Regions from separate parts of the Homo sapiens genome. Here regions 2, 3, 4 and 5 are each linked to region 1. A link is a loop called in an ENCODE intact Hi-C map of the cell type or tissue named here. Cell type or tissue: ascending aorta. All regions are shown on one strand. Region 1 has its middle 17 kb from the start of TRI-TAT2-1. Region 2 has its middle 13 kb from the start of THADA. Region 3 overlaps THADA (THADA armadillo repeat containing). Region 4 holds the start of LOC105374568 (a long non-coding RNA gene). Region 5 overlaps LOC112268413 (a long non-coding RNA gene).

Region 1 (5,000 bases):
GTAAGGGAGAGGCACCACTAAAGTTCAGCTTTCAAAGCCAACTTCCATTCCTGTGAGCCAGCAGCCCTACTGGGGCCATGGTGGCACAGCTAGGAGACTTGGTGGGGAGGAGGGGCCCAGGTGCAGGAGGGCTGGCCAGCCAGGGGCGCCACATGGGCTCTAGTCAGATCAGGAGGGACTGGACCATGAGTTTCATAAACTCAGCTTCTAGTATGATCAGTGGCCAGGAGGGACAGGGGACCTTGCTGGGTCTAGAGGACACCACACCCCAGGATCCCAACTCATGCCTCCTACCAGATGCCACACAAGCTGCCCTTGACTGTCTACAAAACCCCAACAGCACCACAGTGGGAGAAGCTGGGCAAAGCAGTCTGAGAACTAAGCATTTTATCCAAGAGAAATTAATAAGATCACTTAACAAGACCGGCTAAACTCTCTGGCCCCAGGATGTTCAAATCAAGTTGAAAATTTCATTGTTTTTCTCGCTTATCATCAGGCAGGGGTTGGAAGAAAGGCCAGATTCATTATAGACTCATAAATAAGGAAATTACCTTTTTTTTGCACAAATAAATTATAGAGTGAATTAAGTTTTCAACTCTGTTGCACACACAAAAATAGAGGAATTCCTGCTGCCCCACTGCAATGCTGGCTGACTTTTCCAACCAAAGACAAGGACCCAAGCCTTCTGGATCCCCAGTTCCCTCCTCCAGGTGGTGGGGGACACCGTTGTGGCAGAGAGAGGTAAGGTCCCCCTTCAGCCTAAGTGGTCACATTAGCCCTCTTGGGCTCATGCACCAGATCCTGCTCTCCTGGCTTATCTGTGTTTCTTTGAGGGGAGGAATGAGATTTTCATTTTCTTTCCAGGCCCTTCCCATTCAGGGCATTTCAGATCCCTCCTTCCCATGACCCCTGAAATGAATTGGGTGAAGAATGGTCCCCTGCCCTACACGCTGCATGTCTGGGAGAGGCCAGAGGTGGAGCCGGCACATGCAAAGGCAATGCTGCCACCTGCTGGCGCCACGAAGAGACACAGCAAAGGTGGGCAACCAAACCCCATTAGCCCTGGGGGAACTGCACAAGGATGTCTTGCAGCTGAATGGTACCTTTTTCCAATGCAGCTTCTTACCTGTTCCCTCATTTAGTCATCCAGTATGCCGGCTGGAACAAGAACATCATCCCATTTTATGGACGAGACAACTGACACCCATGAAAGGGCAGAATGCTGACTGAGGTCACATGTGTGGGGATGGCTTGAAGGCAATGCTCAGTCTCCTGCTTCCCAGCCAAGAGTTGTGTCCCCTCGTCAGTGCTCAGATGAGGTGTCTCAGAAAACGAGGGACCCCTATGAACAAGGTTTACGGGGCCATCCTCAACATCCAGGGAGGAAGAGTGAGGGCGGAGGGCACCAAGCAGTAATGCCCACCCTGCAGCTGGCTCAGGGCCTGATACACGTGTACAGCAACTCTGTTTCCCAAGGGTTCACACACCTTCCACACAGATTTTGTGGGTTTTTTTGTAGAGAAGGGGGTTTGTCCTGTTGCCCAGGCTGGTCTCGAACCCCTGGGCACAAGTGTGATGTTACTTTTCGATAAAGATCTGGAAGAGCTGACTCCTGCCCTAGGCCCGTGAGTCCTAATCTAAAAAACAGACGGTGAAAGAGGCAAGAGTCATCTTCCCAAATGGCAGCTGCAGGCGAAGTAGGTGGGGGGAACTCGCAGACGATGTTGTGTGGTCAGCAGGTGTGAGATGACCGGGCTGCATCCTCTCCCGCTGGGTGCTCAGCACTCGACTCTCCTCTTTGTTCCTGGCTCTTCCAGCCCAGGTCTTCATTTGGCGGAAACAGCCTGGAGGACAGAAAAAGTGCCTCTTCTCTGCCCGAGACCCTTCCCACGCGCACACGCCATGGGGAAGCAGCTCTTCCCTTTTCCCGACGTGGGAGATGACTGGGCCGGTGGGAAATCCCATGATTCCCCGGCAGCGGTCCATGTCCCTCCTGACAGCGGTCAGCGGTCAGCCTCACTTCCAGGACTCTGCATTGTCCCAAGCCTCCTCCTCTCCAGACCTTCTTCGCACCTCTCCCCGCGATTCTTGTCCTGGTAGGGTCCAGGAAACGCTGAAAGCTACGGATAGGCCCCCACGTTGCCCCGCAGGGTGCGGATGAAATCGCTGTCGGAGGCTGGTCCTGTGGCCGGCCCTGCCTGTCTCCTGGACCGAGAGGAGCCTTCTATGGCAGAGCCGCAGCGCCACCGTGTGGTAGAAGTCCGTCTGCACGGCCAGAAACGGCGGCTCAGAGCGGGCCCACAGAAATCCTTGTAATAGTCCACTGTCAAGGCCGGTGCTAGCGACACGGGAGTGGCAAATGCACCCTCTTGCCGTTCCCGGTGTTTGGGCCTTGCCTGTGACGGTGGGAAAAGAAAATGGCCTTGCTGTGCTACAACCGGGGCTGCGGTCAGCGCTTCGATCCTGAGATCAATTCCGATGATGCTTGCATATGCCACCCAGGTGTTCCAGTCTTTCACGATGCATTAAGGATTGGTCTTGATATAAGAGAAGAACAATTGATTTTTCTGATTTCTTAAGCATTGTAGGCTGTACAAAAGGTAGACATAATAGTGAGAAGCCACATGAGCCAGTCAAACCTGAAGTAAAGACTACTGAGAAGAAAGAACTATCTGAATTGAAACCCAAATTTCAGGAACACATCATTCAAGCCCCGAAGCCAGTAGAAGCAATCAAAAGGCCAAGCCCAGATGCACCAATGACAAATTTGGAATTAAAAATATCTGCCTCACCTGATAAACTTAAACTGTCATCAGGGAATGAAGAAGATAAGAAAGAAGAAGAGGCCAAGCGTGGTGGCTCACGCCTGTAATCCCATCACTTTGGGAGGCCGAGGCGGGCGGATCACAAGGTCAGAAGATCAAGACCATCCTGGCCAACATGGTGAAACCCCGTCTCTATTAAAAATACAAAATATTAGCCGGGCGTGGTGGTGCACACCTGTAGTCCCAGCTACTTGGGAGGCTGAGGCATGGGAATTGCTTGAACCTGGGAGGCAGAGGTTGCAGTGAGCCAAGATTGCACCACTGCACTCCAGCCTGGCAACAGAGCAAGACTCCACCAGAAAAAAAAAAAAAAAACAAAAAGAGAGCAACAAGACTGATGAAATTAAGATTGGGACCTCATGTAAGAATGGAGGGTGTTCAAAGACATATCGGGGTCTAGAGAGTCTAGAAGAAGTCTGTGTGTATCATTCTGGAGTACCTATTTTCCATGAGGGGATGAAATACTGGAGCTGTTGTAGAAGAAAAACTTCTGATTTTAATACATTCTTAGCCCAAGAGGGCTGTTCAACAGGGAAACACATATGGGCTAAAAAGGATGCTGGGGAAAATGTTCCACGTAGAGAGGACTGGCATCAGACTGAAGGTGAAGTTACCATTTCAGTATATGCTAAAAATTCACTTCCAGAACTTAGCCGAGTAGAAGTAAATAGCACGTTGTTAAATGTGCACATTGGATTTGAAGGAGAGAAGGGATTTCATCAAAATGTGAAATTATGGGGTGTGACTGATGTAAAGTGAAGTTATGTAACTATGACTGCAACAAAGATTGAGATCACTATGAGAAAAGCTGAACCGATGCAGTGGGCAAGCCTTGAACTGCCTGCAGCCAAAAAGCAGGAAAAACAAAAAGACAACACAACAGATTGAGCGGGACATGGGAGGAAGGCTATTACGTATTTCAGAATTCTTAATACTGTGTGAAGTGGTGACTTGCTGCTGTCATCTTTTGTTTTGTTGTTGTGTTACTCAATCGGGCATTTCAGGGTTAACATTAGGTTCTTAAAAGCCAAAGTCAGTTTGTCTTTTTGTGCCTCTCACCTTTCTTTTGTGTTATGTAAGATTGATTATTCGTTTCTCCTTACTGGTAGGAACCATAGTTGTGTCCTGTACTTGAAGAAGCTAGAAAATCTCCCATAACCATAATTGCAGTATTTCTTCGTATTTCTCTGTTAAGCAGAGAAATATTAAGAACATGATATTTACTTCTTTCTATTATTCCATAATTAGTAAAGGAAGATGAAGTGTCCATTTTTAATCAGTTTTTACATGGATTTATGTTCTTACATTATTTGAAAATATTTAAGAAAGAGATGAAGCTCTGCAGTTTTTTCTATGTGGGATGATTACTTTTTTAAGGAAGATTAATTCTGAGGTAGTGTAGTAAGTAAAGAGGAATATATAAATTGTTTAACAAATTAGAATTTGTTTACAACTAATTGAATTTTTAAATTACGTCAAAACTTACATTACTTGCCAAGCAGTATGATGTAAGAGTATAGGAAACATAAAATAAGAATACAGAGGTATCAATTTGGTTAAAATTCACCATTTTAGGCTGGGCACGGTGGCTCACGCCTGTAATCCCAGCACTTTGGGAGGTCGAGGTGGGAGGATCACAAGGTCAGGAGTTCGAGACCAGCCTGGCCAATATGGTGAACCCTCGTCTCTACTAAAAATACAAAAAAATTAGCTGGGCATGGTGGCACATGCCTGTAATCCCAGCTACTTGGAAGGCTGAGGCAGGAGAATTGCTTGAATCTGGGAGGCAGAGGTTGCAGTGAGCCGAGATCACGCCACTGAACTCCAGCCTGGGTGACAGAGCAAGATTCTGTCTAAAAAAAAAAAAAAAAAATTCACCATTTTATAAGACTAAGCAATAATCTTAAAAATCTCTTTCCTGAATATTTAAATGTGTTTCTATGGTGTTATGACTAAACTGTTAATTATTTAGAGATTAAACCCTCTTAAAAACCTTTAATTAGTTACATATAGAAAGAAATTATAGGCCGGGCGCAGTGGCTCATGCCTGTAATCCCAGCACTTTGGGAGGCCAAGGAGGGCAGATCATGAGGTCAGGAGTTTGAGACCATCCTGACCAACATGGTGAAACGCCGTCTCTACTAAAAATATAAAAATTAGCCAGGCGTGGTGGCA
Region 2 (5,000 bases), 780 kb before region 1:
CCTCTGGACAATTCTATTCCCGCTGCCTTAGAGAATGGATGCCACAGCAAAACCAGGAGACAAGAAAGGCAATTTTAGGCTTTTTAAGTCCCCAAATGATTTTTCTGAAACTCATGGTGGAGAAATAGTTCTGTACATTTCAAATATTTAAGCCTAACGAGCTCATAGGATGGAGTTGATTGTCATGCTATAAGTAACAGGCTAGGGACAACAGGCAAGGATCCAAGTACTTTTCCCTTTTCCCTGCGAGGAAATAAAGATTCTACAGGTGTGGGAAGAAGAAAAACAAAAAGGATGTAGAGAAAGAAACATCTGGGACAACAGAATTGGGTTGGGGTGCATCATGTGGCCACATGCAGAATCAGCACCAAAACCTCCCCAGGCTCCACCTAAGCAGGTACCAAGGAGCTGACTTTCCTGATTTTTCCAAGGTGCTGTATCTGGGGAGATCAATACAAGATCAGCAGATAGAATATTCCCCAGGAATGACACCTACCTATGGGCAGACCTCCTTCCCAACAGCTCAGAACAGGTGTAGGCCCCAGGATAGAGGGAAAGCCCCATCACCTATTCTTAGGTAGCACTGAAGGGAGCCACATTCCACTGGGGATGAATGCCAAGGTACTCTCCCACTGCTTTGGTTAAGTTTCATAGGTGTTTATCTAGAATTGTTTCCAGATGGTTTTTTCTTCTTTTTCAGTTTTTATATCAGCAGAGGGTAAATTCAGTTTTCATACCAAATGTTTTCAGCTTTCTTTACTGCCATTAATAAAAGGCAAGGGCCAGACGCAATGGCTCATACCTGCCATCCTAGCACTTTGGGAGACCGAGGTGGGCAGATCGCTTGAGCCCAGGAGTTTGAGATCAGCCTGGGCAACATGGCAAACCTTGTCTCTACAAAGAATACAAAAATTAGCCAGGCATCGTGGCGTGTGCCTGTAGTCCCAGCAACTTGAGACGCTGAGGTGGGAGGATCACCTAAGCCCAGGGAGGTCAAGGCTGCAGTGAGCCATGATCACACCACTACATTCCAGCCTGGATGATAGAGTGAGACCCCATCTCAAAAAAAAATAATAATAAAATAAAAGGAAAGGATCCAGTCACTGTGTAATCCCAGGACTTTGGGAGGCTGAGGTGGGAGGAATGCTTGAGCCCAGGAGTTTGAAACACTTCTGGGCAACAGAGCGAGACCCTGTCTCAAACATAAAAAGAAAAGGCAAGGTTTTGCTTGTTTGTTTTAGAGACAGGATCTAACTCTCCTGTCCAGGCCAGAGTGCAATGGTGCAATCATAGCTGACCGCAACCTCGAACTCCTGGGCCCAAGTGATCCTGTTACCTTCATCTCCCAAATAGCTAGGACTGCGGGTGCATGCCACCATGCCCAGCTAATTTTTTTTTGTAGAGACAGGATCTTCCCTTATTGTCTAGGCTGGTCTTGAACTCCTGGCCTCAAGCAATCCTCCTGCCTTGCCCTCTCAAAGTGTTGGGATTACATGTGTGAGCCAACATTTCTGGCAAGAATTTTCTTTGTTGTTTACTCTTTTTAGATAGATTTTCTGGCTATAAGACAATTGTTTTATATTTCCTGGGTTTTTTTAACCCCCTTTTATTTATTTATTCCTTTATTCATTAGTCCTCATATTTATTTTCTATACCTCTGCACCCCTGGGTGCCTTTGAAGGCAGAGATGTTATCTTGTTCAACTTTACATCTCCTGAGCTTGGCACAGTGCCCAGAACATAGTAGGTGTCTGTAGTGGATGCTGTAGGGCACTGCCCAGATACCCCCTTTTAGGACCAAGGCACTCATCCCCCTAGGTGCAGCTCTGTTACAGCTCTCAGCGAATCCAATAACTGGTGGAAAAAGAAGTGCAGAGGCTCAGTCCCCTTGCCAAGCCAACACCAGAGCTCCCAGTAAGATTGGCTGACGCCACTGTTGCAAATTCATTCCAGTTCAACTCTTTCTGACGAGTTCTGTTTCCCTCAACCCCTTACAAGGGTGATCCTCAAGAATGCTCCCCAGTAACCCTCCTTAAGCAAATCTCTGCCTAGAATCTGTTTCCTAGGAAGCCAACCTAAGACAGTGCTTAATAAATATTTGTTGAATAAATGGATGAATGGGCTCTTCCATTGTAAACTACACAGTTCCTCACCCTGAGCAGAGATATAGGGGAAAACCTCTGACCTTTATTTGTGTATTCAACATTTTATTTTCTCATCTCAGGCCGTAAAAGTCAGAGCCCAGCCTCAAATAGTTCACCCAACCCTGGGGTCATGGGTGACTTTCACATGATGATGGTATCCACACTGAGTTGTTGCAGTTATATTGTCATTTGACCACCAGATGGCAGAGGTGACACTTGGAAAGCCTCTCTTTCTGGCCCTGGGTCGCCTATCCCAGGATTTAACATTAAACCCAAATTACCCATTTAGTGCCATTAATTCCCAAGCCCTTGTAATTACGGCATTGTTTCATTTTGTAGGAAAGTGTCACTGCCACAATTGGCTCATTTGCATATAAAAAGGAGGGTTTGGAATATAATGGAAAGAGCCCCGGACTGAGCATCAGAATCACTGCACACCAACCACTTGCTCCATTTGAACATGTTTCTTCATCAGTTAAAAAAAAGAGAGAGAATTCCAGCCCTGCGTGCTTCACAGGCCTTTTGTGAGGAATAAATGAAAATTACCAGGGTTGCAGGAAGGGGCCTGATTGAAGTTCTCCCTAGTCCAGGAGAGCTCCGAGTATGGGAAGCGGGATCAATTCTGTGTGGGTGGAGAGGCACTGTCTGGGTTCCTAGGCTTTCTTGAGGCTCAGACCTCGAGGTAAAGGAAAGATAGGATAGCAGCTCCTGGAATGCTGCAATGCAGATTTTAGAAAAAGAATACTCCATTATCTTGTAGGCAAGGTGGGAAGGACAGTAGAACTAGGGTGAACTTTATAGGTCACCTAACTAAATTGAGTGTTAGTGCTGGTGACATCAGGTCAGGACTAGGACACATCTTTATCTACTTGTTTCTTATATAAAGCTTTATGATTTTTTTTTTAAAAAAACCAGAACATCCCAGAGTTTACACATTCAAATGAGATTAGTCCCCTTTAAAGAAATCACCTTTGGGGCCATATATTTGTTTCTTCAAAAATTAGTATAGTTTCTGATATTTTTGGAAATCCTTTTGGATGTTGCTTTTTAAACATTCTCTTCAGCTTCCTCAATGGCATAGACATCTTTATTCTTTGGAAATGGATTTCATTTTTAGAAACCACCAGCAGTAATTTTAAGATTTGGCAGGTATGATTAAGAGGGGGTGGTGGTGATCATTTCACCAAATAGACAAAAGCAAGGCTAGGCCATAAATAGCAAGACTGATTTTTTTATGTAATCAAAATACACAAAACAATGGCAAAAAAAATAGTGTTCTTATTTGTTTGTTTTTGTTTTTGTTTTTTTAAGATGGAGTCTCACTCTGTCACCCAGGCTGGAGTGCAGTGGTGTGATCTTGGCTCACTGCAACCTCCGCCTCCTGGGTTCAAGCGATTCTCCTGCCTCAGCCTCCCGAGTAGCTGGGATTAGAAGCATGTGCCACCACGCCCGGCAAATTTTTTTGTATTTTTTAGTACAGACGGGGTCTCACCATATTGGTCAGGCTGGTCTTGAACTCCTAACCTCATGATGCGCCCACCTCAGCCTCCCAAAGGGCTGGGATTACAGATGTGAGCCACCGCACCCAGCCAGAAAAAAAAAAAAAAAAGAGTTTTATATACTCAAAGTAATTACAAGAAAATTAAAAGAAGTGTGAAAGGTCACACTAATTTGAACATGCAAATTTGGGGGTAGCAAATACTTTTATGCTTCTGCAAGTTAGGGCTTTCTAAGCAAATTTTACTGGGGACCTGGACAGTAATTTATGGATCAGATAGTGAGAGAAACCTGAAACACGCACAAGAGAGATTTACTAGACATAGACATGAGACCTTCATAACACACACATCTCCACTGGAGATTTATCTTCTGGAGAGAGATTTACCTCCTGGTAAACCTGGAGGTATGCGTTTACTTTTCAAGAGGCACGAGTGATATGGTTTGGATGTTTTGTCCCTTCCAAATCTCATGTTAAAACATAATCCCAAAGTTGGAGGTGGGGCCTGGTGGAGGTATTTGGATTATGGGGGCAGATTCATCATGAATGGCTTATTGCCCTCTGCATGGTAATGCATGAGTTCTTGCTCAGTTAGTTTATGCAAAAGCCTGACACCTCCCACCTCGCTCTCTCTTGCTCCCTGTCTTGCTATGTGACACGCTGGCTTCCCCTTCACCTCCTGCCATGATTGTGTTTCCCAAGGCCTCGCCAGAAGCAGATGCCAGGGCCATGCTGCTTATACAGCCTGCAGAACCGTGAGCCCAGATAAACCTCTCTTCTTTATAAATTGCCCAGCCCTGGGTACTCCTTTATAGCAATGAAAAGGGACTAACACCGGGGGATGAGACCTGGATTGTGGAGACATCCCAGGGTGGTAAAGTGGTGACACTGGACTTACCTTTCCCCAGAAGTTTATTCATATTCCAAAGGGTTAAAGTAAAAACCCAGGAATCTTCCCATCGTGTTTCCAGAGAAACTCTTGGAAGAAGGAAGAAGTACAGCTGCCTCTCCCTTCTACATCAACACCTAGATTAAATTGGGGGAGTGGGGGTTCCTCACTTATAATACATATTACTTACATGTAGAGTTTGTTCAGCCACCTCTCGTTGTATCATTAAGGGATAAGAATTTGGGTACAGGGGATCCATGGGATTGTTTTTGGCTGTAAGTAAATAACAGTAATCCGCTCTGCTCCAGAAACCTTACGTGTGGATACAGGATAATATTAGTTAATATGGATATTAAAAACTTAACTCAATGCCGAGTGTGGTGGCTCACATCTATAATCCTTGCACTTTGGGAGGCCGAGGCCGGCAGATCGCCTGAGCTCAGGAGTTCAAGACCAGCCTGGGCAAAATG
Region 3 (5,000 bases), 750 kb before region 1:
GCGGGCAGATCACGAGGTCAGGAGATTGAGACCATTCTGGCCAACATGATGAAATCCTGTCTAAAATACTAAAAAACTAAAATACAAAAAAAAACATTAGCTGGGCGTGGTGGCGTGCACCTGTAGTTCCAGCTACTCGGGAGGCTGAGGCAGGGGAATCAGTTGAACCCGGGAGACAGAGGTTGCAGTGAGCCAAGATCATGCCACTGCACTCCAGCCTGGCAACAGAGCAAGCCTCCGTCTCAAAAAAAAAAAAAAAAAAAGAAGTAGCTTTTTTTCCGAAAAGTTGATGGCACCTAATCAGTACTATTCTTTTCCAGCATTTTAAAGCTTCATAATCAGTAAAGTGTTTAGCTGCAAGTAACTGAAAACCAAACCTCCTTTCCCACATAACAAGTTCAGAGGCAGGTCATCCAGAACTGGTATAGGCAGTGTACGACCCACACATTTTCTGCTTTTCTGCTGTGCCATCTTCAGCAGGTTGGTTTTCACCCACGTTTGTTGCCTCGTGGTTGCCATATGACTGCTGTAGCTCCAGATGTGTCTTTATTCAAGGCAGGAAGAAGGAAGGCCAGTTGCGTCTTTACTTTTGATCAGGATACTCAAGTGACTGGCTTAAATCCAACTGGCCTGAACCCTCTTATATGCCTACCTTTAGTTGCAAAGAAGATTGAAGAAGCAAGTATCCTGCTTTTGGCTGGGCATGTGGCTTCCCCAATCAAAGTCACAGTTTTCTTATCAGTGATGAAGGGCAGAGTGGATATTTAGTACGTAGTTTATGATGTCATAAAGAAGTGTTACTTCTTTCCCCAGGTTGAACAACTCACCATGGTATTAGAGGCTAATAGAGATAAAACAAAAAGAAGATACCAAGTCAAAACTGTTTGGTTGCTATGGGTACAGTGTCAGTGCTAGCAAAGTTTGTAATTAGCACTTACCTACATTCTTTATACAAGCCCTGAAATCTCTTTTTGAAAAAGTCTGTGTATATGGTGATTGGGATACAGAGGCATTGGTGGAGGGGAGGGGACAGGTGGTGTTGCTGTTAGGTGTTTTGGGAAGCAATAGTTGGCGAGGAAGAAAGTGTATGTTAGAGGAGAGAGGAAGGAATCACGTTTATTGAGTATCTATATGCTGGGCTTAAAAGCCTTTATATTCAGCCGGGCACAGTGGCTCATGCCTGTAATCCCAACACTTTGGGAGGCCGAGGCAGGCGGATCACAAGGTCAAGAGATCGAGACCATCATGGCCAACGTGGTGAAACCCCATCTCTACTAAAGATACAAAAATTAGCTGGGTGTGGTGGCACGCGCCTGTAGTCCCAGCTACTTGGGAGGCTGAGGCAGGAGAATCGCCTGAACCCAGGAAGTAGAGGTTGCAGTGAGCTGAGGTCACGCTACTACACTCCAGCCTGTCAACAGAGTGAGACTCCTTCTAAAAAGCGTTTATGTTCATTATTCATCTAAACCTGACACTGCCTCAGTTAAGAGTTATCCCATTTTACCCAAGAGAAAAGAGAGTCTGTGGGATGTTAAATAACTTAGGTAAGACCTATTCACCCAGGAAGTGGTCAGACTAGAAATTGTACCCAGGCCTATCTGGCTGCTCAGCATCTGCTCTTTCCACTCTACCAGAATATTCATTATTTAACACAAGCTTCTCTCCTTTTTTGCCAAATAGATGATCTGTTACAGACTGTACAGAGCACATCTGGATTAGCTATTATTCTTTTTATTAAGACTATGTTTCACCCGTCTGAAAAGATTCCTCATTTGGTAAGTGCATCTCCTTTTTAGAATTGTACTTTATTGAGAGTTAGGGTATGTTTAAAAAATAATTTTGGCTTGGTGCAGTGGCTCACACTTATAATCCCAACACTTTGGGAGGCCAGGGCAGGAGGGTCACTTGAGGCCAGGAGTTTGAGATTAGCCTGGGGAGTTTAGCTAGACCTTGTCTCTACAAAAAAAAAAAAAGAAAATTTGCTGGGTATGGTGGTGCACAGCTGTAGTCCCAGCTCTTTGAGAGGTTGAGGTAGGAGGATCGCTTGAGCCTAGGAGTTTAAGGCTGCAGTGAGATAAGATTGCACCAGTCTGGGCAACAGAGTGAGACCTTGTCTCTTAAAAAAAAAAAAAATTAAAAATATTTTTAAAGAAGTGAATTAAAATAATTTTTTTTTGCATTGTCTGGTTCCTTCTGATGACCTTTTTCTGTTATAATAAGAGACAATTCCAAAAATTCAGATAAAGCAACAATAACAAAAAGACAATAACAGTCACCTGTAAGTCCATCTCACAAAGATAATCACTATAAACATTTTTGATGTACATTCTTTTAGTTTCTTTTTAGTGCTGTTTGTTCAGTGTCATCTCTCATTAGTATCTTAAAAGATATTTTTAATGTTAAAATTATGCATATCAATGTATAGATATATACACAGTAATAACTTTTCTGATAAATGTATTCTTTATTGAGAATAACCCAAATCATGTGCTTTAGACAGGAAGCATGCTAGATAGAGTCAATTGTTCAGTAAATTTGCTTCTTACAGAAAGTATAATTTGATAATTTAGGCCACAATCCTTGTATTTTTTACTAGTAGATTTCTTTTTTTGCTTGCTATATTGTATGGAAACTTATTTTATCTTTTTACCTGACCTTAGAAAAATATATTATGAGATCACACAAAGTAATTATCTTTGGATAAGTCGAAGATGTTTATTTCTCAAATCACCTCTAAAAGCATTTGTTTAAAAAAAAAATACATACCAAAAAAAAAAAGCAGTTGTTAAGCTTATCCACCTGCAGGTGGCGATGTGTTGTGCTCTGCCAGTACATTCCAACCAGCAAAATCATTCTCGTACTTGATGTAATTTTTTTCCTTTAATACTAATACAATAATCATGACATTTGTGGGTATTTTATCTTTGGATTTAGTCATTTTTCCTAGGATTTTTCAGGGGAAAGAGATGTTTGGGTTTGTATTTTGAAATATCTCTGAAAAGTTTTAAAAGCTTTATGTGTGTTAGCTCTGCTATATTTTTCCAGATTAGCAGTGTGCTGCTTCGTTCAGTGGACTGCACCAGTGTCCCCGAGTGGTTTATGAGCAGCTGCAGGAGCCTCTGTTGTGGTGACATCTCTCAGTCAGCTGTCTTATTCCTCTGTCAGGGGACACTTGCCATGTTGGACTGGCAGAACGGAAGCATGGGTCGGAGTGGGGAGGCCCTGCTCTTGGATACTGCACATGTTTTGTTCACCTTGAGTTCACAGTGAGTTTTGATGCTATCGTCTCATATTTTGTTTCACTTGTAAGACATTTAGAAGATGCAGTCCAAAAGCTGGAGTGGCTTGTGCCTCTAATCCCAGCTACCCTCCCAGTAGGCTGAGGCAAGAGGATCACTTGAGGCCAGGAGTTCAAAACCAGCCTTGGTGACATAGTGAGACTGTGTCTGTACAAAACTTTTAAAACTTAGCTGGGTGTGGTGGCATGCGCCTGTAGTCTCAGCTACGTGGGAGGCTGAGGTGAGAACATTGCTTGAGCCCAGGAGGCCGAGGATGCAGTGAGATATGATTGTGCCACTGCACTCAAGCCTGGGCGACAGAGTGAGATCCTGTCTTAAAAAAATAAATAAATAAAATTATTGCTGCAGGTTAGCCTGTAAAGAACATTTCTAAAATTAATTTTTAACATTTTCAATGTTATCGTTTTTAAAAACTATAAAAATTTTTATATGTATAGTGTTTTAGAATTTATAAAGAACTTCAACATAGGTAATCTAATGTGATCCTCAAATGGCTACTATATAGGATAAGAAATCTAATTTGTTGAATGGGCAAAGGGAGGCTTAGAAAAGTAAATGCTTACCTGAGACCATATTGCTAATAAGAACCTGAAACAGCAATCTTAGAAGGTCTTCTGACTTCATGGGGCTGTATTTTGTATTTTTGTGGTGTTTTTGCCATAATGGCTGAAAGTGATCATGTATATGAAATGTCGAAACATATATACAGCTTGATAATACTGAACATATGAATAAAGGAGGAAAACTAAAATAATTTTTTACATATTTGAGCTATATTATGCAATTCATAAATTTGAAGTGTACAATTCAGTTTATTAGTTTATTCACAGAGTTGTACAACCACCAGCATTTCTAAAATTAATTTTTAATATTCTCTTTGCTATATTTTTTCTTTAAAAATTTTTTTCCTGAAATTTGTTTTTAGCATCATTTTTTAAAACTATAAAAGTTTCTACATGTGTAGTGCTTTAGAATTTATGAAGCACTTTAACATAGGTAATCTAAAGTGATCCTTATCAACATTTCTGAAATGAAGTTTTAACATCTTAAAAGTTAATTCAAACAACTTTAGAATATTTTTATCACAGAGAAGCCCCATTCCCCCAACCATCTCCAACACTTGGCTTTCCTTATCTTTTAAATTACATGTGTAGGCCGGGCATGGTGGCTCAAGCCTGTAATCCCAGGCTTGCAGATCTCAGGCAGGTGGATCACTTGAGGTCAGGAGTTCAAGACCAGCCTGGTCAACATGGTGAAACCCTGTCTCTACTAAAAATACAAAAAATTATCTAGGCATGGGGGCATGCGCCTGTAATCCCAGCTACTGAGGCGGCTGAGGCAGGAGAATCGCTTGAACCTGGGAGGCAGGGGTTGCAGTGAGCCGAGATCGCACCACTGCACTCCAGCCTGGGTGACAGCAAGACCCTGTCTCAAATAAATAAATAAATAAATAACTTGTGTAATCATCACAGTCAAGGTAGTGAATATTTCCATCATCCCCCAAATTTCCCTATGTCCCTTCCTGGACTATTATTATTTTTGAGACAAAGTCTCGCTTTGTCACCCAGGCTGGAGTGTAGTGGCATGAGCACAGCTCATTGCAGTCTCACTCCTGAGCTCAAGCAATCCTCCCACCTCAGCTTCCCAAGTAGCTGGGACTGTAGGTGTGTGTCACCACACCCAGCTAAATTTTTAAATTTT
Region 4 (5,000 bases), 96 kb before region 1:
CACCTCAAAACATTTGCTAAAATAAACCTGCTGAAAAAGCTTTAACGACGATTTTTTTTTCGTCCCTGCCATGGGCACTAACACCAGCAGGTCTCCATGGTCAATTTAGGAAGCTTGGGAAAACATTGCTTGTAATTAAAAGTCTAGAAGGGCCTCAATTAAGGCAGTGTTTGCCCTGCCGGGCCCGTTCCCAAATCCTACTCGGCAGCATTCCTCTCTTGGCTGGAAAAGGCCTTTGATTTGAACCAAATGTTCAGCAGCCACACTGGACCGGGCCTTGGCACTGCTGCACTGCTAGCTGCTCAGGGCACAGGCTGGCCTCTGCCCCAAAGCCTGCAACGGGAGACTTTGGGCTTTGTCTCCACCTCCTGACTTCCCAGCCCCTCTGTGATCCTGAGCCCCGACTTCTGGAGGGGCAGACCTCCCTGAGAGATGCAGGTGCTGAGGCCAGCCCAGCACCCCTCACCGCTCAGGGTGGTAGAGCTCACACTAAGAATTAAAGGCCACAGGTCAGGCCTCACCAAGGATGAAGCAGCAACAGTCAGTGCTGCAAGAAGGTGGGATTCAGGGTACAGCAAGCGACACCCCAGTACCCCTTCTTACTCCACAGAGGCCACCTCCATCTGAGCAGAGGCCTGGCCTTAGCTATAGCCACTTCAGAGAGCTCCAGACAGGACCTGGCAGGGAGGGGTCGGGAAATAGCATGAGCCTGTGACCTTTTTAATCCCTAGGGATTAAAGATACGCAGCTCAGCTAACTGGGACCGGGCCCAGGGCGCCACATTTGCTCCCCTCCTGCTGGTGAGGGTGAGGCAGCCAACAACACAAACACGGGGGCAGAGGGCATTGCCTCCTCCCTGGAGCAAAGGCTCAGGCGCTCAACTGGGTGGGCAGGAAAGAGAAGTGCTGAGTCAGCTCAGGTGCACATGGCTTTTCCTTCCCGGGACAGGCACACGCACACTCACACCACCTGCTTGCACACAAACTGGATTCACAACCATGCTTGCTGGCTTTCACAGATGTGTACCCATGTTCACAGGGTCCACACACACTCTCTCTCTCTCTCTCTCTCTCTCTCTCTCTCTCTCTGAGTCCTCAGTATCCCAGGTCACAGCCACCCACACAAACTCACATTCCTCCACCAGCTTGCACTGACACCCATTCACAGTCACAGCCCTGGCTACAACCAGACACGGAGACTCCATAACAAGGATTTGCAGGCCCCATGCAGGACTCTGCAGTCTCCAGCAGCCCTGGCCCCTCTCAGTGAGGAAAGAGTCGCCACGAAGGCAGATGGTCCGGAGGGTGCTGCCAGGACCAGGTCCTGAACCCTGTGGGAGTGGGGTGGAGAGTGCGGGGATATCTCAGGAGGGCAGCCGAGGTGTCCATCCCTGCGGGCCTCACCCCTGCAGCAGGGGAATGGCAGGCGAAGGGTTACAGGCTAACTAGAAAAAACAATTACTAACGGGAAAGGCAGCACATTCCAGCCCTGCTTAGCAGAGCCGCCAGGGCCGTGGGTGGTTCTTGGATTATGCATTTCCTTGAAAACAAAAAGGAGAGTTCAGGGCAGTTCAGCTGTGCCCTGAATCTCACTCCGGGGCCTTTGTCCCCAGCCCCCTCACAGCCCGCGTGCCTACACACACGCACACACAGCCCCCCTGGCCCCGCCACTTGTCCACTGGGAAACGGAGAGCATGAATACCCCCCAAAGCCTGCAAGAAAAGCGGGGGCAGACGACAGAAGAATTGAAGAAAGACGGGGAGAGGGGAAGGGAGTTGGGATCTCGGAACCCTTGTTGCCTGGAAGTCTCCCTTCTGCTGGTGAGGCTGTGGGAACGTTGGCTCATCCTGTCATCAATGCTGCATGGAACCCCCCACTCTGTGCCAGGCATTGTGCCAGGCATTGTACCAGGCCTGGGGTTCCCCTTGAAGGGCTCACTGCTGGGAAAACCCGGTGCCCCCATTTCCCCTGGGTGGTGTTTTCTATCCATCTGTCTCAGATCCCAACACTCTGTCTTTCCTCAAAAATCTGGTCTGATAGAGTCTGATTATCATATTCATACAGAGGAGTGGGAGGCTGATAAGCCTCAAAGGGAGACCCTCCCAGGCTGCTTTACCTTTTTTTTTTTTTTTTTTTCTTTTTTACTCATGACACAGCCTCAGGAAGCTTTGACAACATGTGCTCCTGATTTACTTTTTAACCAGGACATATATGGTGGTGCCTCCCTGTGGAGAACAGGAAGGGGCAGCCATCTTGCCATAAACACAGGAACAGAATCTCATGGCCTCTGAGTCTGAACAGCTATGTCCTATTTGTTAGCATGGGCTCCTCTGAACCCTGCCAAGGCCCTGTGGGGAGGCAAGGGAAGCATTATGGTCCCCACCACAAATGGGGAAACTGAGGTTCAGAAAGAGATAAAAATCACTCAACCCATTGTACAGGCTGCCTCCTGCTTAGAGCTCTCTCCCTCTCCTCAGATCCCTGAATGGCTGACTCATTCCCATCTTTCAGGTCTCAGCTTAAATACTGATCCTCCAAGAAGCTCTGTGGCAACAAATGTAGTCGGCCCATTCTAGCCTCCCTGTTGTTTCTCCTCCAGCGCATGAGGATTCTGGGGGGAGGGGGATGAGGTCTCGCTCTGTCACCCAGGCTGGAGTGCAGTGACATGATCATGGCTCACCACATCCTTCGCCTCATGGGCTCAGGTGATCCTCCCACCTCAGCCTCATGAGTAGCTGGAAGTACATGTATGTGCCACCATACCCAGCTAATTTGTTGTTGTTGTTATTTGTAGAGATGGGGTCTTTCTTTGTTGCCCAGGCTGGTCTTGAACTCCTGGGCTCAAGCAATCCTCCCACCTCGGCCTCCTAAACTGCTGGGATTACAGGCGGGAGCACACAGTAGGCACTCAATAAATATTTGTGGACTTGATTAAGAACTGAATGGCTCTGTAGCTGGGGTAGGCGGAGCCAGGCCTGGAATCCTTGAAGCCTTGGCCCCCACTCAGATGTGTGGCTGCCCTTGTCCATCAAAATCCCTCCAAGACAGAGGAAAGGGGATGCTCAGAGCCTTTCTTCATTCCAGCCCTGGGCTGTACCCCAAACAGCCTAAACTTAAAAAATAATCAGATTCCACAGTTGGGCTGCATGTGGATTATGCAAGGACCAGATGCCCAGTAGACAGGGTGTGCCAGAGGCTTATACCCAATGGGACCTTAAAAGAGGGTCAGCTGATGCATGCCATTTAGACGTATTCACTCACTCCATTCTGTGGACATTTTCCAGGTGCTGAGCTTGGTTCTTAGATGCAGTGCCTGCCTCAGAGTCTGTCTAGACTTTTTAGGAGAGAGTCAAAGAAGCAATGCTGGCGATGCGTGCTCAGACCCAGCACAGGATGAGATGATCTGGGAACTGGAATGTCAGGAATGACTTCACTAAGAGATCAGAGGTGGTCTGAGAGCGGGTGACCAGAACAAGCCTGCCAGGCACAGAGAACAGCATGTGCAAAGGAGTAAGGGAGAGCCTAGTAGGTCTGGGACATGCCAGCAGTTCACTAGGCCTGGATAGAAAGTTTGAGCATGGGGAGAGGCCAGAGAAGGGGCTGGAGAAGGGATGGGCCCAGGTCACAGGGAGCAAAGTCCACTGGCCCAAGAAGCCAGGGCTTCATAGGGTCAGCAGTAGGGAGCCTGCCAGGGCTTTAAAGAGAGGAAAGACATGAGCAGCTTAGCATTTTAGAAAGTTCATTCGACTGAAAATGTGCAGAAAGCACAAACTAAAGCACAGACACAAAACAAGTTCAGAGGATGTGGCTGTCACCCAGGTGAGCAGTGATAGCTTGGACTTGGGGCCGGGGGGATGGAGATGAGGGGACAGTTGTAAGAAATATTTAGGAGGGAGTGAGAGAGGCTTGTGATGAACCAGCATGGGGGGGACAAGGGCCGGGCTGTTGTTAAGGATGAATACCAGGATTGTGGACAGCTTGGCTGAGTGAAGGGTGGCAGCAGGAATCCAGGGAGAGGCTGGTGTATTGGCCTTGGCCATGTACCTGGCTGGCTGTTAGGGATGTGGGTCTGGAGAGGGAGGTGCTGGCCTGGTGCTCTGGAGTAGTTTGAACCCAGATTTCAATGCTGCCTGGGGAGAGGAAGAGGCTGGGAGATGGAGTGGAGTGAGCAGAGTGGACAGTGCCCTTCCCTTTCTACTAAGCCAAACCTTAGCATGCTTCAAGATCCACTCACCCCTTCCCAACCCACACCTATGTGGGAGAGCATTCAACAAAGACTGTCGGGAAGAGGGGAACTTGCGTCAAGGAGGGCAGTAGATTAGGATGGTGGATGGCCTTGGATGTGGGGAGCAAGGGTGCAGAGGCAGGATTGCAGGCGGGAGACACATTTAAGAACTTAAGGGTCCTCCCTAGTTTGGGCCCAGTGTCAGCTCCATGGCCCACTGGGAGTCCTGGGAGCAATGACTGGATGCTTGGAATGACTCTTCCTTCTGGGGATGAACTCCAGTCTACTCCAGCACAGTGACCAGATGCTACAGGGGCATTCCCAACCCCCACAGAAGCTGTTATCCCAGGCACTGCCCAGTCCAACCCAGGGAGCCAGCATCTCCAGTCTCTTGTTTCTTTCCACAGCGGGGCCTCCAGGGGCTGAGTGCTGAGGCAGCAGGAGTAGGACAAGTCCAGAACAAGGAACCCCAAGCTGGGCGTCTTTTCCCACTCCCTTTCCTTTCCTTGGTGTTGAAGGTCGAATTTCACCTCCCTTCTCATTTCTCTCTTTGCATTTTGTAGGACACACACCACCTCATCCAGCCACAGTGGCCACAGTCCTCAGGTATCTGTCATCAGCTCTCAGCCCTTCTTTCTGAGGCACGCAAGAGTGGGCAGAAGCCCTTGGGACCCCCCTTTGCCTCCAAACCCCAGTGCATTCCCAGCTTTTTCTTGGTCTCCACACTCCAGTCCAAGCCTCTGTCCTGTCCCCAGAATTCCCTGAAGAAGGTCCAG
Region 5 (5,000 bases), 120 kb before region 1:
TTGCTCACTATTTTATCCCAGTTTTTTGGCTCACAGTAGGGCTCAGTAAATATTAGTCCAATAATTATTAATCAGAACTCTTTGTGCTCTAAGTGACAGAAATTCAAACTGAATCAAAATTTTTAAAAAGATAATTGGCCGGGTGTGGTGGCTCACGTCTGTAATCCCAGCACTTTGTGAGGCCGAGGCGGGCGGATCACGAGGTCAGGAGATCGAGACCATGCTGGCTAACACGGTGAAACCCCATCTCTACTAAAAATACAAAAATTAGCCGGGTGTGGTGGTGGGCACCTGCAGTCCCAGCTACTTGGGAGGCTGAGGCAGGAGAATGGCGTGAACCCGGGAGGCAGAGGTTGCAGTGAGCCGAGGTCACACCACTGCACTCCAGCCTGGGTGACAGAGTGAGACTCCGTCTCACAAAAAAAAAGATAATTAACTGGCCCTTGTAACTGGGGAAATTGAAGGAAGACCTGACTTCAGGCAAGATTGGAACAACAATATGGTGGAGTATGATTTTCTCTCCAGCTCTATGGCCACCTTTACATGTTAGTTTCATTCCCCCAACAGCTTCTTCCTCATATCCTTGGGCAATGGCTCCAGCAGCTTCCAACTCTCTTGGTCATCACTCAGCATCTCAGAGGAAGACAGATCCTCTTTCCAGCATCTATAGCTTGAATCTTAAGCAAGACTCTGATTGCATGATGTGTCTATCCCTGAACCAGTCACTTGGCCGGGAGGACTGTGTGCTCAGAATGACCACCTGGGTCATGTGCCCAGCTCTGGGTGATGGTGGAGAGGCATCATAAGAAAGAACTTCACCAAGAACTGGTTTGGCTCCTGGAATATAAAGGGAGCTATGACCAGCTATATTTGCTTTGGTTTCCTTATCTGTGAGGTAATGGCATTGGACTACATGGGCTTCAGAGCAGGCAAAGAGAGAAAGGGTTGGCAGAAGCATCAGATGTCCTCCATATAGTGTTGGGAGCTGAGGCTGGGCGGGCTATGCATTCAGTTGGGTTCAGTGATGGTGGGTGTATTAGTTAGGGTAAGAAAGCTGCTGTAACAAACAACCCCCACCTCCCAATAGCTCAACATACCAAACTCAGTCACACCACAGTCCAAAGCATGGTGATGGGGTATTCATCTCCATGCAGTCATAGAGGGCCCCCTTATTTTAGCAACATCCTCATTCCCTAGAGTTCTGGAGTCTTGTGCTTGTAGTTGCACTGATGGGGAAGGAGTGGAGGTGGTACGTGGAAGATGATACAGGAACTGTTGGAGGCCAGGCCTGGAATAGATGTACCTTACTCCTGCCCAATAGCCATTGGCCAGAACTTGGTAGCTGCACATGGTAATAGCAAGGCAGGCTAGAAAATGTGTCCAGAAAGAAAAGCAAACAGAGTTTGGTGAGTTCCTAGTCCTGCTGCATTGCGGGAGGACTGAGGTGGGTTTAGGAGGTGGCAGGGGCAGCGGGGTAGGATGTGGTGGACCTGAAACTCTAGGCTGCCTGCCTCCAGATTTTTCACTTGGGCAGGTCATTTCAATTGAGGCAGATTTTTCAGCTGAGACTGAGCTCTCTGGGCCTCAGTGTCCCCAACTGTCAAATGTAACAAAGCCACCTCTAAAGCCCCTTCCCATGTAAACATTCTCTGCTTCGCCCACTGCCTAGAGCCTCCATTGCTCTGCGCAGCTCTGTTTCCCTGATCTTATTATCTCTGACCTCCCCTTTAACTTCACAATGCCCCTATTCCAGCCCTCCTTTCATCCCTATCTGCTTTATTTTTTTTCTCCATAGCACCTATCATCTGACGCGCCAAATGTTTTTCTCATCTATTCATTGTCTTCCTGCATGAGAATGAAGCTCCCAGGAGGCACAGATTTTTGTGTTTAGTTCACTGCTCTATCCCAAGAACTTAGAAAAGGGCTTGGCACATTGAAAGCACTCAGTAAATACTTGTGGAATGAATGAATGAATGACTTTTAAAACTGTTCCATCAAGTCATTCATAACAGAGCAACGCTGCCATCTGGTGCCAGAAACTTGAATTGCAAGCACAAACTGGAGCCGGGGAGGGAAACTGTGCCCAGGGACAAGCCTTGCCAAATTAACCCTATTTCATTGCTTCAGACACCACGGTCTGACTCTGGAGGGCTCAACAGTCCCGTGGGGTCTGGTTTTCTGTCCTATGTGTGTTCCCCTCCAGATCGCCACGTGACATCTGAGCCATTCATTAGGTTCTCAGAGGCATCAGGCACTCCGCGCTTGCTCTGTTTCTGCTCAAGTAACATCTGGGGACCGCTGTGTCTTAGAAGATGGGCTATCAGGGAAAAGATTCCAGCCCTGAGAGAGGATGAAAGAGAGAACGTATGGTGGGGGCTAGTAGGGAGGACCAAGGGGAGGGTGGGGAAGAAGGAAAGGCCTCTGTGGAGGAGACCAGGCCCACCTCCAGCTTCACTCCACGTTTGCTTTGGTCTCCTTATCTGCGAGGTGACAGCCTTGGACTAGGTGAGCTTCAGACCATAACTCAGCCTAGCCCTAAAATCCCACAATTCTTTTTTTTTTTTTTTTTTTTTTTTTTTTTGAGACAGTCTCACTCTTGTCGCCCAGGCTGGAGTGCAGTGGCGCGATCTCGGCTCACTGCAAGCTCCGCCTCCTGGGTTCACGCCATTCTCCTGCCTCAGCATCCCAAGTAGCTGGGACTACAGGCACCAGCCACCAAAGCCCAGCTAATTTTTTGTGTTTTTTAGTAGAGAAGGGGGTTTCACCGTGTTAGCCAGGATGGTCTCGATCTCCTGACCGCGTGATCCACCAGCCTCGGCCTCCCAAAATGTTGGCATTACAGGCGTGAGCCACCGCGCCTGGCCAAAAATCCCACGATTCTTAAGAAAGACCAGAAGGTTCATGGTACATCTAACTTCTGGATTAATGCCTAGAAGACGGGTTTCAGCCACTGGTCAGAGGCTGGCGTCCTCAGTCAGGGGGTCTCCTCATTAATAGGCAGGTGATCTAATTCAGTGGGGGTCTCTCCAAGAGGACACTCCAGCTTCCCTCTTGAGCCTTGCCCCTGCTGGGGCTGAGCACCAGCAGTGTGGCCCCGTGCTCTTAGTGTCTTGCAGCCAGGAGCACCACCACCTCCTCCCCCCTCATGCCCCCACACCTATGTGTGTTTGTGCTGCTCCTTTCGAAAGCCTAAGGACTGGCTCTGGCTAATCTCTGATGTCTCTTGGGTCTCTGAGGTCTGTATGAGCCAGGTTGGCTGCTCAGGGCATGAAGGAAGGGGCCCCGGAGGGACTTCTCCCCTTTCTTTCAGAGCTTTGGTTGTTGGTGACAGGAGCAGCTTCAGTGGCTCTGCCGATGCCTGCAAACCTTTCTTCCTGGCCTCCACCCCAGCTCCCTTCAGCACAGATGTGTAGGGCACCTTCCAAGATGCTGTGGGATTTAGAAGATAGTTTGGGCTCTGACCCCGAAGGGCTCCTTGTGAGTGGGGGCATGCCCCGTGCAGCACAGCAAACGAGCTGTGGCCATGCATGTGCGAACAAGCATCGAAGTCAGGAGTCCAGGCTGACAGGAGAGTTGCTTGGGAAGCCTTCTGGAGGGGTGGGGTCCCTACGGCTTCTGAGTCCACCCACACTGAAGCACTGAAGTAGAGTATCTGAGGCCTTGGGGGCAACCACCTTGCCCCAGCTCCTCTTAGCACCCAGAGTCAGGGGGAGTGACACCTGTGAGCCTCGCCCCGCCCCAATGTGGGGGTCACTGAAATGCGGGCCTGGCCGCCTCATGACACTAGAGCACCTGTATGTCCAGAATGCGGTAGGGACTCACAGAGACCCACCTTTTTCCTCCTTCCGTGCCCTTCCATCTCTTATTCTCCTACCCCCACCAGAGGCTCCTCTTCCCTCTGCCCCTGGGAGTCAGCTCGCTCAGGGTCCCCTGCCGTGCCCACTGCCCTCCCTCCCTGTGCAGCCTTGCTGTTCCTCCAACCTGGCAACTGGCTCCTATGTACTTCTAGGAGCACTTGCCCAGTGGAATAATGGGCCGGATTGTCTGTGGTCAATTCATCACCACTATCCCTTTCCAAGGTCTTCTCTGTGGCTCTGAGAGAAGCTAGGAACTACAATTCCCAGAATGCCCTGCTTGTGGGGCTACATCTTTTCTGGCTTGGTATTGGGCAGGTGGAAGAGAAGGAGAGGTCATTATTAAATCTAAATCAGATGAAGAGCTTTCTATAAACTGCACACCAGACTTCGAAGACTTTGTACAAGAAAATGTAAAATGTCTAACTAATAATTTTTATATTACTCCCATATTGGAATGATAACCTTTTATGATATATTGGGTTAAATAAAATGTATTAAAACTCATTTTGTCTCTTTTTGGTACTTTTAAATGTGACTGCTGAAAAATTCTAAAGTACATAAGTAGTTCACATTAGAAGTCTACTGAACAGAGCTGGTTTAAAGTATGCTGGTTTAAACTATGGTTTAAAGGGGCTGGGCGCAGGGGCTCACACCTGTAATCCCAGCACTTTGGGAGGCCAAGGCCGTTGGATCACTTGAGGTCAGGAGTTCCAGACCAGCGTGGCCAACATGGTGAAACCCAGTCTCTACTAATATTACAAAATTTAACCAGGCATGGGGGTGGATGCCTGTAATCCCAGCTACTCAGGAGGCTGAGGCACAAGAATCTCTTGAACCTGGTAGGCGGAGGTTGCAGTGAGCCAAGATCCTGCCATTGCACTCCAGCCTGGGTGACAGATTGAAACTGTGTCTCAGAAAAATAATGATAACTAAATAAAAAAATAGAGTGTGCTTGGGGATAGAAGAGGCACATACAAAGCCCTTCATAGCCACCTGAGATGATAAACAATGTTACATGTTGAATGGGGATTACTACCACATGAGAGTGGTGCAGACGTTGAGAGTTAAGAGCTTAAGGGATAAAAGGAGGTCCCTGAGGGCTCCAGGGTAGGGAATGAAGGAGGTGAAGGTAGGATGGAGCCC

The links. A loop is a pair of places that touch in the nucleus more often than their neighbours do. Peaks named below come from ENCODE experiments on the same cell type or tissue, not always from the same donor. Only the 100,000 strongest peaks of a DNase experiment are listed, where the experiment ranks them.
Region 2: a loop joins it to region 1, with 11 times the contacts of the local background. A loop is called at or near these places in 47 of 110 quality-filtered maps.
Region 3: it touches region 1 in a loop (7-fold over the local background); 50 of 110 quality-filtered maps call a loop at or near these places.
Region 4: it touches region 1 in a loop (3-fold over the local background); 18 of 110 quality-filtered maps call a loop at or near these places.
Region 5: a loop joins it to region 1, with 2.8 times the contacts of the local background. A loop is called at or near these places in 49 of 110 quality-filtered maps.

Annotation. Positions count from the first base shown.
Region 1 is chr2:42,825,035-42,830,034 of GRCh38, reverse strand. It overlaps the pseudogene CHORDC1P1. Among named protein-coding and RNA genes, the nearest start is that of TRI-TAT2-1, 17 kb to the right of the region's middle. In ascending aorta, CTCF peaks have their summits at 1,005 (motif pointing left) and 2,250 (motif pointing left); DNase peaks (open chromatin) are centred at 84, 994, 1,314 and 2,234; H3K4me3 peaks cover 534 bases; H3K27ac peaks cover 399 bases.
Region 2 is chr2:43,606,845-43,611,844 of GRCh38, reverse strand. No RefSeq gene overlaps it. Among named protein-coding and RNA genes, the nearest start is that of THADA, 13 kb to the right of the region's middle. In ascending aorta, a CTCF peak has its summit at 2,332 (motif pointing right); a DNase peak (open chromatin) is centred at 2,314.
Region 3 is chr2:43,575,288-43,580,287 of GRCh38, reverse strand. THADA (THADA armadillo repeat containing) reads left to right here. Exons shown (of 38, transcript NM_022065.5): 9 at 1,681-1,775; 10 at 3,046-3,266. Among named protein-coding and RNA genes, the nearest start is that of THADA, 18 kb to the left of the region's middle. In ascending aorta, a CTCF peak has its summit at 2,798 (motif pointing right); a DNase peak (open chromatin) is centred at 2,845; H3K27ac peaks cover 508 bases.
Region 4 is chr2:42,921,464-42,926,463 of GRCh38, reverse strand. LOC105374568 (a long non-coding RNA gene) reads left to right here and starts at 3,294. Exons shown (of 3, transcript XR_940014.3): 1 at 3,294-3,818; 2 at 4,788-4,830. RefSeq lists an enhancer at 1-85. In ascending aorta, a CTCF peak has its summit at 2,219 (motif pointing left); DNase peaks (open chromatin) are centred at 1,143, 1,503, 1,840, 3,263 and 1 weaker place; H3K4me3 peaks cover 350 bases; H3K27ac peaks cover 5,000 bases.
Region 5 is chr2:42,944,056-42,949,055 of GRCh38, reverse strand. All of the region lies in intron 1 of LOC112268413 (a long non-coding RNA gene), which reads right to left. Among named protein-coding and RNA genes, the nearest start is that of LINC01819, 93 kb to the left of the region's middle. RefSeq lists an enhancer at 2,706-3,505. In ascending aorta, a CTCF peak has its summit at 2,038 (motif pointing left); a DNase peak (open chromatin) is centred at 2,035.